Regions from separate parts of the Homo sapiens genome. Here region 1 is linked to region 2. Evidence: chromatin contacts called from ENCODE Hi-C or POLR2A ChIA-PET data. All regions are on one chromosome and are shown on one strand. The core of a region is the stretch at or near the end of the contact, and the rest is flanking DNA. Distances in the headings are between cores, read along the strand shown. Region 1 overlaps CASS4 (Cas scaffold protein family member 4). Region 2 holds the start of FAM210B (family with sequence similarity 210 member B).

The links. A loop is a pair of places that touch in the nucleus more often than their neighbours do. ChIA-PET counts read pairs that join two places held with the same protein, here RNA polymerase II (POLR2A). Pooled maps may share reads with other maps.
Region 1: a loop to region 2 is called in a pooled map, with 4 times the contacts of the local background. The contact joins the enhancer-like site here to the promoter of FAM210B in region 2. A Hi-C loop is called at or near these places in 5 of 50 pooled maps. POLR2A ChIA-PET finds 5 or more read pairs at or near these places in 2 of 52 experiments (AG04449 and AG04450).

Annotation. Positions count from the first base shown.
Region 1 is chr20:56,438,214-56,441,494 of GRCh38, forward strand. All of the region lies in intron 2 of CASS4 (Cas scaffold protein family member 4), which reads left to right. Among named protein-coding and RNA genes, the nearest start is that of CASS4, 28 kb to the left of the region's middle. Within about 2 kb of position 1,663, at least 11 of the 41 ENCODE cell types and tissues checked have a DNase peak (open chromatin) inside an H3K27ac peak, as active enhancers do.
Region 2 is chr20:56,357,315-56,360,452 of GRCh38, forward strand. FAM210B (family with sequence similarity 210 member B) reads left to right here and starts at 1,660. Exons shown (of 3, transcript NM_080821.3): 1 at 1,660-1,877. The coding sequence starts at 1,692. RefSeq lists a silencer at 1,337-1,936.

The sequences.
Region 1 (3,281 bases), core at 413-2,912, 81 kb after region 2:
CAGGAAGTCGAGGCTGCAGTGACCTATGATTGTGCCACTGCACTCCAGCCTCGGTGGCAGTGAGAACCTGTTTTCAAAAAAAAAAAAAAGTATATCCCCTTCAATGCAGAAATTTTATTTCTAGAACTGCTATGGAAATATACAAGCAGGCAAATATATGTCTGGATGAGGAGGCTGTAGCCATTATGGCATAGAAAACTCAAAGAGGCCTAAATGTTTATTAACAGTGGATTGGTTATACATATCTTGGCATATCACCACAACAAGCTGCTGTGCAGTTGTTTAAAAAAAGAATGAGGCATTTATAAGAGGGAAGAAAGATCTATTTAAACAAAAACCAAACAGATATAAACTCAAAAAAGAGGCAGGGCGCAATGGCTCATTCCTGTAATCCCAGCACTTTGGGAGGCGGAGGCGGGCAGATCACAAGGTCAGGAGTTCGAGACCAGCCTGGCCAACATAGTGAAACTCCGTCTCTATTAAAATACAAAAAATTAGCTGGGCATGGTGGCAGGCACCTGTAATTCCAGCTACTCGGGAGACTGAGGCAGGAGAATCACTTGAACCTGGGAGGGGAAGGTTGCAGTGAGCTGAGATCGCACCATTGCTCCCCAGCCTGGACGCCAAGAGTGAAACTCCATCTCAAAAATAAACAAACAAACAAAAAACTCTAAAAAGGAATTCTGTATGTGAGTGTGTATGTGCATGTGTGCTCTCACACTGAGACTGAGAAGAACATGCTCCAGGCATAGTTACCCCAAGGAAGGGGAACTGGTTAAAGAGAAAGGGAGCAGTAAGCTGGGGCCTTTATTTTATTCATTCCTGTGTCCTCAGCACGTGGGACCAGGCCTGGCCTGGGGTAGGTGCTCAATACATATCTGACAAACAAACAAATTAGGAAGTTGATTTTTATGTCATATTGAACATGTATGACATCTGTAACTTTTTAAAATATCAATTATTTTGTTTTTTTGAGACTGGGTCTCGCTCTGTCTCCCAGGCTGGAATGCAGTGGTGCAATCACTGTTCACTGCAGCCTCAAACTCATGGCCTCCAGCAATCCTCCTGCTTCAGCCTCCCAAAGTGCTGGGATTACAGGTGTGAGCCACCATGCCTGGCCTAAAGTATCAATTTTTAAAAACAGAGGAAAAAGAGCATTCATTAAATGTAGAATGGGCTAGGCTTGGTGGCTCATTCCTGTAATCCCAGCAGTTTGGGAGGCCAAGGCAGGAGGATTGCTTGAGCCCAGGAGTTTGAGACTAGCCTGGGCAACATAGTGAGACCTCATCTTTACTAATAATAATAAAAAATAATTAGGCAGGCGTGGTGGCAGGCACCTATAGTCCCAGCTACTCAGGAGGCTGTGGAAGGAGGACCCTTTGAGCCCAGGAGATTGAAGCTGCAGAGAGCTATTATTACTACGGCGCCCCTGCACTCCAGCCTGGGTGACTGACCGGGACCCTGTCTTAAAAAATAATAAAACAAATGCAGAATGAAAACTTTTTTTAATAAGGAAAAGAATTAAAGTAAGGAAGGAGAAAAAGAATGCGCTATTTCCCTCAAAGCCCTGGCCTTCATGAGGTGTTGAGATGTAGAGCAGATGTGCACAGGCCTCAGTCACTGCAGGCATTTCCTGCCATCAGATGCTTTGCTTTCAGCTCCCATGACACATCCCACCCGGCCACAGCTCTGGCAGAGGGTCTTGGCAAGGTCTGTGTGCAGGGAAAGGCCAAGCTCCCTGAGGCATGTGCTGTGGGGGCCCCAGGAATGTGCTACTCACCATTCAGGCCTTCTCCACACCAGCTTCCAAGGTTGTCTTCAAACAGGAAAGTGTTGATTCCTTAGAAGATTTTGAATACTTTACATTTTCTAACTCCCTGGGCTACAAGACATAGAACCAGACAGTTGTTACATAGAACAGCTGCCAGCACAGGCACTCGCTACAAACACCAGGAGGAAGCTGGTGGCGCCTTCTGAAGCAGTCAATGAGGTGGACACTAACTCTCTTTTCTGGAACAACTGGCCCCGATCTAGGCCTGGCATGCTCAGCTGCTGTCTGAGCAGCTGACTCGGAGCAGAGCTTTGCTGAGGTTTCTTCTAAGAACAACAAGTGACATTAACTGAAGTTAACTTGAATTTCTTCCAAAGCCATGAAAAGAAAAAACAAAAAATCAATAGCAATTCCTTCCTCTCCCTGAAAGGAAAACAGATGCGCTGTCCTCTGTTGGTTGACCAGAGGACCCTCGAAGACCACTTCACAATCAGTTAAGTTTTCTGATCCACAGAAAAGGCTGGCAAGGCTGGCACCTCCTCCCTGCTCATGCCACTCAATACAATGACAGGCTCCTACAAGGTACTTAGTAAATACCTGTTGCATGAATGAAATTGACCAAACACAACACAAGGTTTCAAAAACATGGAGTCCACTATCAACTGCTAGACTGACATCCGTGTGAAAGGAAAGATGAGTTTACTATTGAAACTTAACTTTGAAAAATGATCAGGGCATTAGCAATGAGATTTGTCCTTGATGTTAAGTGCATCAACCATTTGAGGCCTTGCTTGTGCAGGCTGTGGCAAACAACAGAAACCGCAAGGAAATTCAGGGGGGGTCCCTTTAACCACTGAGCAGAGTTCTTGAGGTGGCCACAGTAAAACCCCCCAGGGGAATTTCCTGCCTTGTTTTCCTTCCTTAAGTTCCCTCCATGTCTGCCCTACCTACAAGTTTGCTCCCTTCCTTCCCTCCCTTCCTATTTATTTACTTAAAAAAAAAAATTTTTTTTTTTTTTTTTGGAGGCAGAATCTCGCTCTGTCACCCAGGCTGGAGTGCAGTGGCGTGATCTCGGCTCACTGCAACCTCTGCCTCCTGGGTTCAAGAGATTCTCCTGCCTCAGCCTCCCAAGTAGCTGGGAACACAGGCTCCCACCACCACGCCTGGCTAAATTTTTTTTGTATTTTTTAGTAGTGACAGGGTTTCGCCATGTTGGCCAGGCTGGTCTCGAACTCCTGACCTCAGGTGATCTGCCCACCTCAGCCTCCCAAAGTGCTGGGATTACAGGCGTGAGCTACTGTGCCCAGCCTATTTACTTAAACATTGTTTTAATTTATTGGCTGGGTGCGGTGGCTCACACCTGTAATCCCAGCAATTTGGGAGGCCAAGGCGGGTGGATCACCTGAGGTCAGGAGTTTGAGACCAGCCTGGCCAACATAGTGAAACCCTGTCTCTACTAAAAACACAAAAATTAGCCATGTGTGGTGGTATGCATCTGTAGTCCCAACTA
Region 2 (3,138 bases), core at 410-2,909:
CTGGACTTCTAGGGCCAACCTGACAGACAATCTGCACCCTTAAGCACTCTTCCCCAGCTTCTTGCAGACACTTAAATGGAAGGATTCCCATCCAGGGGCACTTTAGGACCTCCCTCCAACAGACCCTGTTACTTTCACAGCTATAACTCCATCTTATGTAATAAATATTTTTTAATGCATATGTGTTTAATATCATTTCTGTGCCTGTGTAAGAGCTTGGTTGAGTTGAATTGCAGTTGACTAATAGAATATTACATCTTTTGTAAAATATATTTCTTTTTCTTTTTCTAGAGAGACAGGGTCTCGCTCTGTCACCCAGGCTGGAGTGCAGTAGCACCATCGTGGCTCCCTGAAACCTGGACCTCCTGAGCTCAAGCAATTCTGCGTCAGCCTCCCGAGTAGTTGGGACTACAGGTGCATGCCACCACACCAGGCTAATTTATTTTTATTTTTGTAGTGACAGGGTTTCGCTATGTTGCTCAGGCTGGTCTTGAACTCCTGAGCTCAAGTAATCCTCCCACCTCAGCCTCCCAACGTGCTTGGATTATAGGCATGAGCCATTCCACCCAGCCAGAACATCTTTATTGAAGTATAATTTACACAGCATAAAATTCATCCATGTTAAGTGTACAGTCCCACGAGTTTTAGTTACACAGCTGTCACCATCCCTACAATCTGGGTTTAGGATCCTTCCCTCACCCCAAGACGTTCCTCCCACTCCTTGGCAGTCAATCTCATTTCCCACTCCCAGCCCTAGGCCACCACGGATCTGTTTTAGGTCTCTGTGATTTTGCCTATTCTGGGCACTTCATGTAGCTGGAATCCTCCAGTGTGTGACTTTTGTGCCTAGATTTTTTCAATTGGCATAAGAGCTTTGAGATTCATTTATGTTGTGCATGTATCAGTAGTCTGTTCCCTTTAATTGTTGCATTGCGTCCCATTGAAGACTTGTGCCACAGTACGTCCCAGTTTATGGGCATTCCTAATTGTTGACTAATATTTATAAGATCTCTACAAACATTGGTGTCTTCACATTTTAGTCTTTGAGTGTCGAGCCTTTGTTTCTCTTGAGAAGCTACCGAGGAGTGGAGTTGCTGGGTTGTATGGTTAGTGTATGTCTAACTTTTCAAGAAACTGCCACACCATCTTTCGCTTTACATTCACGCCAACAATCTATGAGGGTCAGAGGACTTTTTATTAAACATGTACTAATATCAATTCTCATATTTATTTTCTTCTTTGGAGCTAACACGTAAACATATCTATAATTTTTTTTCAGATTTCACCCATTTCTGCAGGGAGAAAAGCTCATAAGCCACGGCCCTACGCCCACCTTTGTGCCCGCAGAATAAGGAAACCCGCCAACTACACACCACAGTTAGAAAGCCCAAGACCCTGAAAAGACCTGCACCCACCCCCAAAGGGGCGGGGCTGGTGGGCGGAGAGGAGGCGGGGCGCGCTCCTTCAGCCCCGCCCACCAGCCCTGGACTCCGGCTCCCGAGGAGCGGAGCTAGCGGGTGAGCCAAGGGGATGTGCACAGGCCTCCTCAGTCCCGCCCAGCGCGCGCGCGCGGCGGCGAAGCCGGCGGGCGGGGCCGGGGAGGGCCCTCGCCGGGTCAGCTCCGCCCACCCTCCCCGGCCTCCGCCCGCCTCCCGGGTCAGCGGCGCGGGTGCTGCGCCTAGCTGCGCACCATGGCCGGGTTGCTGGCGTTGCTGGGTCCGGCAGGCAGGGTGGGCGCCCGGGTCCGGCCTCGCGCCACCTGGCTCCTGGGCGCCACCGCCCCCTGCGCCCCGCCGCCCCTGGCCCTGGCCCTGCTCCCGCCCAGGCTAGACGCCCGGCTGCTCCGCACGGCGCGCGGGGACTGCCGCGGCCACCAGGTAAGCACCCCACCCCGACCCTGATCCCGGGCGGTGTCCAGGTCCCCAGACGTCCGCAGGGCCGCGCCGGGGTCCGGCCGCCTCCGCCAAGGACGCCTTTGCACTTGTAGCTGCCCGGGACCGAGCTCTTCCAGGGTCCCCGAAACCCCAAATCCCTGCAAGCCAAGGAAGCGATCCTCCTAGTTGACAGCCAGAGAAACTGAGGCTCGGGAAGGTGTGGCGCTCTGCCCAAGGTCGCGCAGTCTTCGGCCGAGCCCCGGGTCTGCAGAGCCTCAGCCAGGCTGGGGCGCAGCCGACTGACTTGGTCTGAACTTCCACACGTTGCCTGCGGAGTTGTTGTCCAGGCCTTCTGGCTGGGTCTCGCTGTGTTTTGAACACCTCCCGACGCTCGCTGCTCCTCCCTTTTCTTCTGAGTGGAAGAGCAGGCGTCCTCAGGGAAGCCGCGGGCAAGAAACCCACAGTGCTGTTTGTTATGTTTCATTTCCGTCACTTTCCATTGGTGCTAAGTGAAAACTGGTTTTCCTTCAGAGCAGTCATACCAGCTTTCCTTTCAAGAAATCTATCACTTTCTTCCAAGTGAGTCTTTTTAAATAAAAATAGTAGTAAATGAAGTCTGGCGGTCCAGGAATGGCAAGCCCAGACACGCGGAGCCGGCGTCCAGCCCGGAGCGCATCCGGCCTGGCAGTCTGGAGCCTCTTTGTTTGCCTGGGTGCAGACAGGGCCCCTCCATTCATCGCCCGGTGACCTCAGACCGAGTCCTGAAGGCTTTTGAGCTTGTTTTCTGACCTTTAGAGGGCCAAAAATAGCACCTTCCCAGCAAGAGTTTGGGAGACAACTCCATGAGCTGGTGCAGGCCTCAGCGGAGTGCCGCCGGCCCAGCGAACATCTCCTGACCGTTTCCTAGCTTTTCAGTAAGGAGCGGATGGGGATTGGACCCAGGCTTTCATCATGCCTCCTGCCCAGATCAACTTCCTTCCTTGCCTTCTCCAGTCCGACAGGTGGCACACAGGTCTTGGGGATCCTCTCCAGAGTGGCACCTTCTGCACACACCGTGCCGCCTCCTGATGATTCTTCAGGGCCCAGCCCAGCTGTTCCTTCCTCCGGGAAGCCCTCTCTAACGACCTGTGAGGTCTCGGATGCCTCCACTGGGCCTGCTTCCACCCCATGGCTGTGGGTCTTCTCTGCACTCATCTGGAATGGCCTCTTGTCCTGCCTGTCAGCCACATTGACCTTGTCCCCAGCTCAGGCCCTGGCACTGGAG